3 separate regions of the Homo sapiens genome follow, and regions 1 and 3 are each linked to region 2. Evidence: chromatin contacts called from ENCODE Hi-C or POLR2A ChIA-PET data. All regions are on one chromosome and are shown on one strand. Each heading gives the region's core, a stretch centred on a gene start or an enhancer-like site at or near the end of the contact. The rest is flanking DNA. Distances are from core to core; before and after follow the strand shown. Region 1 holds the start of AK2 (adenylate kinase 2). Region 2 has its middle 16 kb from the start of RNF19B. Region 3 has its middle 31 kb from the start of RNF19B.

Evidence for each region. A loop is a pair of places that touch in the nucleus more often than their neighbours do. ChIA-PET counts read pairs that join two places held with the same protein, here RNA polymerase II (POLR2A). Pooled maps may share reads with other maps.
Region 1: a loop to region 2 is called in a map of CD8-positive, alpha-beta T cell, with 10 times the contacts of the local background. The contact joins the promoter of AK2 here to the enhancer-like site in region 2. A Hi-C loop is called at or near these places in 9 of 168 maps with a recorded cell type or tissue (B cell, CD14-positive monocyte, CD4-positive, alpha-beta memory T cell and 6 more), 19 of 37 single-sample maps with no recorded cell type and 22 of 50 pooled maps. POLR2A ChIA-PET finds 5 or more read pairs at or near these places in 20 of 52 experiments (A673, AG04450, BJ and 15 more).
Region 3: a map with no recorded cell type shows a loop between it and region 2 (8-fold over the local background). The contact joins two enhancer-like sites. A Hi-C loop is called at or near these places in 9 of 168 maps with a recorded cell type or tissue (B cell, Caco-2, Calu3 and 6 more), 25 of 37 single-sample maps with no recorded cell type and 16 of 50 pooled maps. POLR2A ChIA-PET finds 5 or more read pairs at or near these places in 15 of 52 experiments (AG04449, AG04450, CD4-positive, alpha-beta memory T cell and 11 more).

Annotation. Positions count from the first base shown.
Region 1 is chr1:33,035,526-33,038,225 of GRCh38, forward strand. It overlaps AK2 (adenylate kinase 2), which reads right to left and starts at 1,358. Exons shown (of 6, transcript NM_001625.4): 1 at 1,211-1,358. The coding sequence starts at 1,303. RefSeq lists an enhancer at 1,177-1,336.
Region 2 is chr1:32,979,923-32,982,622 of GRCh38, forward strand. It overlaps the pseudogene RPL18AP4. Among named protein-coding and RNA genes, the nearest start is that of RNF19B, 16 kb to the left of the region's middle. RefSeq lists enhancers at 523-1,139, 643-1,842. Within about 2 kb of position 1,414, at least 33 of the 41 ENCODE cell types and tissues checked have a DNase peak (open chromatin) inside an H3K27ac peak, as active enhancers do; they include B cell, CD14-positive monocyte, CD8-positive, alpha-beta T cell and 6 more, where a contact is called at or near this core.
Region 3 is chr1:32,932,708-32,935,442 of GRCh38, forward strand. It overlaps a transcript of RNF19B not described here. Among named protein-coding and RNA genes, the nearest start is that of RNF19B, 31 kb to the right of the region's middle. RefSeq lists a silencer at 1,381-1,675 and an enhancer at 1,381-1,675. Within about 2 kb of position 1,469, at least 15 of the 41 ENCODE cell types and tissues checked have a DNase peak (open chromatin) inside an H3K27ac peak, as active enhancers do; they include PC-3 and ascending aorta, where a contact is called at or near this core.

The DNA.
Region 1 (2,700 bases), core at 108-2,607, 56 kb after region 2:
CTTCCCTCTTTGAAGCCTAACAACAGGCAAGAGCCAGAGGCTTAGGGCCCCAGGTGCAATGCCAGACCCCAAGCAAGAAGGGGACATCAATAATCCAACCTGCGGGCTTCCAAATCCGAAATGAGATCATCGATCCCAACCCTAATCTATGGCCCCATTATGTCCCAGATCTAGAAGGGGCCCAGATCCCAAGTGAGGCCCCTGTTGCCTGCTAGGGCAGATGGTAACTTCAGACTCTAACTCCATGGTTCCTGAGGTCTCAGGCTCATGAAACTCATTTCACTAATTTGGGAAAGCCACCTGACCTTTCTGGGCCTGTTTTTTAACCTGTTGATTGATAAAGTTAAAATTTCAAGTTCCCTATAAACAACAACAAAATAAAAAAAGGAAAAAATAAATAAAAACCAAAGGGAAGGAAGATACAAACAAACAAAAATAATAAAAACAAAATAAAAAAAAATTCAAGTTCCTTTTCATCTAAAATCATTTGCGTCATCCCAAGCTGCTTAGCCTTCAGTAGCCTCAGGTCCTAACTCCAAGCCAGGTCCCATGAGCACTCCCAACCCTTATTGTGGACACTACTCAAAGGTTGCGACTCATGGGTCTCCAGGCTATAAACCAGTTCTACACATTCACCCCCAACTTTCAAACAGGGAGAGCCTTAGGTTTCCTCCCATCTCAATTCAACTGGCTCACACAGCACATGTCACCTCTCACTCTGCCCCACGTGTTGGAGATGCTTCTCCTCCCCTCCCCCTAAGTCATAAATCATTATCAAAATCTCCCGACCTCCAGTGCCTGGAATGTAACCCTGATTCTGGACAATTCACCTCCAACTCGCAGGTAACCTGGGCCATAAAGCTAATTGCCTCCATTCAGCCTGTAATCTAGATGCCTCGGCCCAGGGCTCACTCTACCCCTCAAACCTTTCCAGTCTCTAGACCCTTAGTGGAATTAATCAGCCCTCACATTCCCTAACCCAACACTTCAACACTGAATCCCTCGGGCACTCCAATCCTAACTCAGACTGCCCCGACCTCCAATTTGGACCCTCTCCGAAATGCCCCACCAGAACCGAGACCCCGGCCAGCGTTCCCCGCAGGCCTTAGTCCCCGGCCCGCTCCGGGCAGGTCCAGGGCTTCTAGATCTCCGGCCGCCTTGACCTTGGAGTTCAGCAGGCTCCGCCGCCAAGCCCAGTCCTGCCGCTCACCTGGGTCCCTTTACCGGCCCCGGGAGGCCCCAGCAGCACGGCCCGGATGCCTTTAGGATACTCGGGTTCTGCCGCTGGCACGCTGGGAGCCATGTCCGCCGAAGTCTCTCACTGCCACCAGTTCGCACGCCTCACAGGTCCAGTGCTTCCCAGGTCAACGCACGCACGCCACGCACGTCCCACTCGCCGCTCACACTGGCCCATAGCCGCGTCCGTCAGCCCGTTCCGCCCGCCCCTGAGCACGACGGACTCTTCACCTTACCAACTGCACGGCGATACTGAGGAACTTTGCTTTTGATTGGACAGAATTGGTGCGGGATAAGGAAGGGGCGGGCCAGCATGTACTAAGGGTGGCGGGTGTGCGGAGTGGGCGGGAAAACGCGAAGGAGGACAGGAGGTCAGGCCGGAAGGTATACTTCGGCATTTGACAGTTGACGACACCAGCAACAACATTGAAATCCTATTAAATTGCGCGTGGGAGTTTAAATGGGTAAAATCACTCTTAGAAGACAAATTAGTAATATGTTTCAAATACCCTTTGGTCCAGCAATTCCACTTCCACGAATTCAATGGATAAAATCAAGGATATGAGTAAAGATTCGTGTAACAAAGTTGTTAATTGCAACACTTAGCCCAAAAGCCCGAGAAAAACCATAAAATAAAGGCAATACTCCAAATGTCCAACAATAAGAGATTGGTTAAATAAATTGCAACCAATTTGTATCCTGGAATACCCCTGTTGTATAAGATAATTTAATCATGCGGGAAAATGTTAGCAAAGCGAGATACAAAATTGCAGTTACAACAAAATCCGAATTTTGGCCGGACGCGGTGGCTCACGCCTGTAATCCCCACACTTTGGGAGACCATGGCGAGCGGATTACCTGAGGTCAGAAGTTCGAGACCAGCCTGACCAACATGATGAAACCCCATCTCTACTGAAAATACAAAATTAGCTGGGAGTGGTGGCATATGCCTGTAATCCCAGCTACTTGGGAGGCTGAGGCAGGAGAACTGCTTGAACCCAGGAGGCGGAGGTTACAGTGAGCCAAGATTGAGCCATTACACTCCAGCCTGGGCAACAAGAGTGAAACTCCGTCCCACTCCCCCCCCAAAAAATCCCGATTTTGTTTATTACAAGTGTAGACCGCTGTGTAGTGTGATTAGAGGAGCACCTCTCCTTTGTATATTTTAATAGATTTTTTAAAGTTCTATGGTAAATTCTTAATAAGTTTAAAAACTTAAGTTTAAAACAAGTTTTACCTTTATATTAAGAAAAACGTTAACCTTTTAAAGTCAGGAAAAGATAGTTTTTCTCAAAAGAGATGACCCTCTTGGATAGGGAAATAATTTCTACAGCTTTTTGGTGTGTGAAAGTTTCATCCAGCTCCAAGGGCCTCTTTGGACCTTTAGTTAAGAGTGTGTAATGAAACGATTATGTTTCCCCACAGGCTCCTAACAACTCATTTTCTACATCTTGATGATGAATT
Region 2 (2,700 bases), core at 164-2,663:
TGGCAAAGGTGGACAGAAAGCCATGAAGGCCTTGGGCACACAACAAGAGTACAAGGTGGTGTGTCACTGCCTGCCCACCCCCAAATGCCACACACTGCCCCTCTACCACATGCAAATCTTTGCGCCTAATCATGTAGTCGCCAAGTTCCACTTCTGGTACTTCCTATCTCAATTAAAGAAGATGAAGAAGTCTTCAGGGGAGACTGTCAACTGTGGGCAGGTGTTTGAGAAGTACCCACTGTGGGTGAAGAACTTTGGCATCTGGCTGCGCTATGACTCCCGGAGCAGCACCCACAACATGTACAGGGAATACCGGGACCTAACCACCATGGGCGCTGTCACCCAGTGCTACCAAGACATGGGCACCCAGTACCGCGCCCGGGCCAACTTCATCCAGATCATGAAGGTGGAGGAGATTGCGGCCAGCAAGTGCTGGTGGCCAGTTGTCAAGCAATTCCACGACTCCAAGATCAAGTTCCTGCTGCCCCACTTGGTGCTGTGCCATCAGCAGAAGCCACGCTTCACCAGGAGACCCAACACCTTCTTCTAGGTACAGGGCCCTCGCCCGGCTGTGCCTCAAATAAACTCAGGAACACCCTGGTGGGGAAAAAAAAAAGTTAGCTGGGCATGGTGATAGGTGCCTGTAATCCCAGCTACTCGAGAGGCTGAGGCAGGAGGATCGCTTGAACCCAAGAGGCGGAGGTTGCAGTGAGCCGAGATCGCACCACTGCACTCCAGCTTGGGTGACAGAGTGAGACTCTGTCTCAAAAAATAAAAAAAAAGAAATACTCTCAGCAGGGGTTTGTCCTGGGCACTGGCATCACACAGAGAGGAAGTGAGAGCTCATCCAGGATTAAAAACAAGAATCACCATTTCTGAAGGATTCCTCTGAGCCCAGTTCCTTGTTCCTTCATAGCCATTGATATGCATATCTCATTTAATCCTCAAAATCAGTTTAGGAGAAAAATTATTTCACAGCTGAGGAAACCAAAGATCCTGAGACTTAGAGAGGTTACATTACTTGCCCAGGGACACACAGCTAGAAAGTGATGGAGGCAGGATTTGAATCCAGATCTAAGTGACTTCATAGTTTGTAAATTTTTAACCTCTGAACTTTGCCCTTCCAGTTGCAAGATGCTGATGCATTCCTGTATTTCCAGCTCTTCACACACAGGCACTCATCGATATTAGCACTGCCTAGAGAAGCCAGTGAGGTAAAGATCATTGTCCCATTTTCCAGGTGAGAAAATTAAGGCCAGAGAGGGGACTTGCTCAGTGTGGTCAGCTGAGAAGTAGTGGCATTCCTTCTAGAATCCAGGTCTCCTTTCTTGCCTCTGGCAGCCTTCCTCCTTCCTATACTTTCTGCCAACTGCTGAGGCTTCCGTCTCGAAACAAATGACTCAAGGTAAATCACTGGTTGGACTTCCCCTTTCTCAAAATACAGGAAGTCTGTGTTGTTTGCAGTCCCTGTGGGTGAACAGTTTCAGCTCAGTTACGAAGTAGGCTGGGCCACATAGAGGACTGGGTCCTGCTGGGGCAGGGTTCCAGGCTACTGGGGCTGGCACCGCTGCATTTTTCCTTCCTAAGAGTCATGTCAGTGTGTCTGTCAAGTCAGGCTTGACGTCTTACCCCAAAAAGCCTGCTGTACTATTATGAAATTTAGAAAAATGAGCCCAAGAGGGAGGGGCCCTGTCAATAATTAATAATAACAACTATTATTTCATGTTTATGGCACATTAACCTTCCTACCAGGCACTGTGCTAAGTGGCTGACACGTGAACCCATTTGAGCCCCGTAACAGCCCTAGTAATAAGGTTCTATAGCTTTGGAGCCAAATAACACTAGATACAAATCACAGAAATGCCACTTTCCAGCTGTGTGACATCAGGGACATTATTTACATTCATTCAGTAAATACTTTTGAGCACTTACTATGTGCCATATTTCAGTGAACAGAACAAAGATCCCTGCTCTCTTGTGATGTTTACATTCTACAAGGTAAAGCAAAGTGTAAACATAATAAATATAATAAATTATAAATACACATAAATAAACTGTGTTAGAAAGTGGTAAGGGGAAGATACAGTAGAGCAGGGAGGAGACAAGGAGTGCTGATGCAGCATCAGTGCAGGGAAGAGGCAGGATGAGTTGTTAAACAGTGGTGTCAAGGAAGGTCTTGCTGAGAAGGTGCTATGCATACAAAACTTTAAGGAGGTGAGGGAGTTAGCCATGTAGGTAACTGGGGAAACCCTTATTAAGCAGAAGGAACAGCCAAAGCAAACGCCCTAAGTGTGCTTGGTGGTTCCAAAGAGTAGCCAGGGCCGGGTGCAGTGGCTCACACCTGTAATCCCAGCACTTTGGGAGGCCAAGGTGGGCGGATCACAAGGTCAGGAGTTCAAGACCATCCTGGCCAACATGGTGAAACCCATCTCTACTAAAAATACAAAAATTAGCTGGGCATGGTAGCGCGCCCCTGTAGTCCCAGCTACTCGGGAGGCTGAGGCAGGAAAATCGCTTGAAACCGGGAGGCGGAGGTTGCAGTGAGCCGAGATCGCACCACTGCGCTCCACCCTAGTGATAGAGCAAGACTTTGTCTCAAAAACAACAACAACAACAAACAAACAACAACAACAACAACAACAACAAAAACAAAGAGCAGCCAGGAGGCCAGTATGGTTGAACAGTGAGCCAGGGAGAGAG
Region 3 (2,735 bases), core at 219-2,718, 47 kb before region 2:
CTCCTGGCCCAAAGAAATCTAAAATTTCCTTGTCTTCAGAGTTGTTTGGCTAATCTACACAATCTTGCTCCAGCTGTCTTTGACCTAATCCACTACTCTCCCCACCTTGGTCCACTTTGTTCCAGCCATATAGGCCTCTATACTATGCTTTTTTGGAAACAGACTAAGGATGCTCTACCAAAGGGCCTTTGTAGTTTATTCCTCATGTCTGGTATGTGCTTCCCCTAGATATTCACATAGTTCTCTTCCTTGCTCCATTAAAGTCTCTAATAAAATGGAACCTTATCAAGGAGGACCAACCTGGTCATGTCAAGTAGCACTATCTACCACTCTGTCTTCCCTGTTTTTCTTCACAGATTACTTATCCTCACTCCAGGTTATATATCTGATTGCCTTCCCCCGTTAAGAGTCTAAGTTCCATGGGGACAGGAACTTTGTATTTTAGTCATTGCTACATCTTATACCTGAAATGCGGTAGGTATTTCAGAATGAATGAAGGCTGTATGAAGAGGAAATTAAACTTTCTCCATTTTCTAAGCTATTATTATTATTTTTTTTTTTTTGTGAGACGGAGTCTCGCTCTGTTGCCCAGGCTGGAGTGCAGTGGCGCAATCTCAGCTCACTGCAAGCTTTGCCTCCCGGGTTCACGCCATTCTCCTGCCTCAGCCTCTCGAGTTGCTGGGACTACAGGCGCCCACCACTACGCCCGGCTAATTTTGTGTATTTTTAGTAGAGACGGGGTTTCACCCGTGTTAGCCAGGATGGTCTCGATCTCCCGACCTTGTGAGCCGCCCGCCTCAGCCTCCCAAAGTGCTGGGATTACAGGCATGAGCCACCACGCCCGGCCAAGCTATTGTAACTTTTCTAATGCATTATTTGTGTTCGCCTCTAGGTGGTGATGATGGGCCTTTTCATCTACTAAAGTGTCGCTAAGGATTAGAATAAATTTAAATTTTTCATAGCCTCTGGCCTAGAGGTCTAGGCTTCCTTTCTTATATGATATCTAAAATCTCCTTTAACTCATTTCTTCTTCTTCCTGCAGGAGGAAAAAACATGGGCCTTTACCAAAAACATTTTCAGTATACCATCTCAGTCTTCACAACCCCTTAACTAGGATCATCATCTCCATTTTGGCTAAGTGAAAACAGACTCAGAGTAAACTGCCCAAATCTCACAGCTGTAGTAAGTGGAACCCAGATAAGAAATATAGGTTTAGCCATAAACTACTGCCCCTCCAACAGACTTCTTTGATTTTATCAAAGAAGTGAATTGTTCTCTCGAGGCTTCAAGAGAATTCCAAGTTTTGAGTTGATAATTTGCGTTTCAGAGATCTCCAGGCTGTCTGCCTCTTTTTCCAACAAGTTCTCTTTTTCACACAAGTACACGCCCCCTTCAGGGAACATTCTTCCAGAAATCCAAAGTCCACTAACAGCATTTCCTGTCCTAGGTGCAGGGAAATGTGTGAAGTCTGGCTGCAGTGCCCAAGAGATAAGAATCTTCTAAGCTGGCTGTTGTCCAGACTTGCCATCCTCATTGTAGTAAAACACTGGCCAGGAAGACAAAAGTGCATCTGTGAAAGGAAACAGAAAGTCATCTGGTCTTCAGGGAAAGGAGGATTTCAATTTTTCCTCTGGGCCCAGGACTAAGGTGAGAGAGGTCTGACACTGGAAGCTCTTTAAATGCAATCTGAGGGCCGGGCGAGGTGGCTCATGCCTGTAATCCCAGCACTTTAGGAGGCTGAGGTGGGGGGAATCACTTGAGTCAGGAGTTCTAGACCAGCCTGGCCAAAATGGCAAAACCCCATCTCTACTAAAAATACAAAAATTAGCCGGGTGTGGTGGCATGCACCTGTAATCCCAGCTACTTGGGAGTCTGAGACTTGAGAATCACTTGAACCCGGGAGGCTGAGGTTGCAGTGTGCCAAAATCATGCCACTGCACTCCAGTCTGGGGGACAGAGCCAGACTCCGTCTCTAAATACATAAATAAGATCTGAAAGTTGGGGAAGTTAGGGGCATGAAACTGACTCATACAAAGTAAGTCACTCTAAGATTTGGAATCTGACATCAGGTTTCACGAGTCTTCTAATTTTCTTGCTATACTGTATATAAGCTTTCACTTCTAAGGACATTATTTTATTTTGTCAGACGGAGTCTCACTCTGTCACCCAGGCTGGAGTGCAAAGGCGCGATCTCGGCTCACTGCAACATCCGCCTCCCGAGTTCAAGTGATTCTCCTGCCTCAGCCTCCCGAGTAGCTGGACTACAGGTGTGCGCCACCACGCCCAGCTAATTTTTGTATTTTTAGTAGAGACGGGGTTTCACCATGTTGGCCAGGATGGTCTTGATCTCCTGACCTCGTGATTCACCCGCCTTGGCCTCCCAAAGTGCTGGGATTGCAGGTGTGAACCACTGCGCCCAGCCCATTATTTTATTTTTTATTTTATTTTTGAGATGGAGTCTCCCTCTGCCTCCCAGGCTGCAGTGCAGTGGGTGATGTCAGCTCACTGCAACCAGCACCTCCCAGGTTCAAGCGATTCTCCTGCCTCAGCCTCCCGAGTAGCTGGAATTACAGACACATGCCACCAGGCCTGGCTAACTTCTGTATTTTTAGTAGAAACGGGGGTTTCACCATGTTGGCCAGGCTGGTCTCGAACTCCTGACCTCAGGTGATCCACCTGCCTCAGCCTCCCAAAGTGCTGGGATTACAGGCGTGAGCCACTGTGCCCGGCCAGGA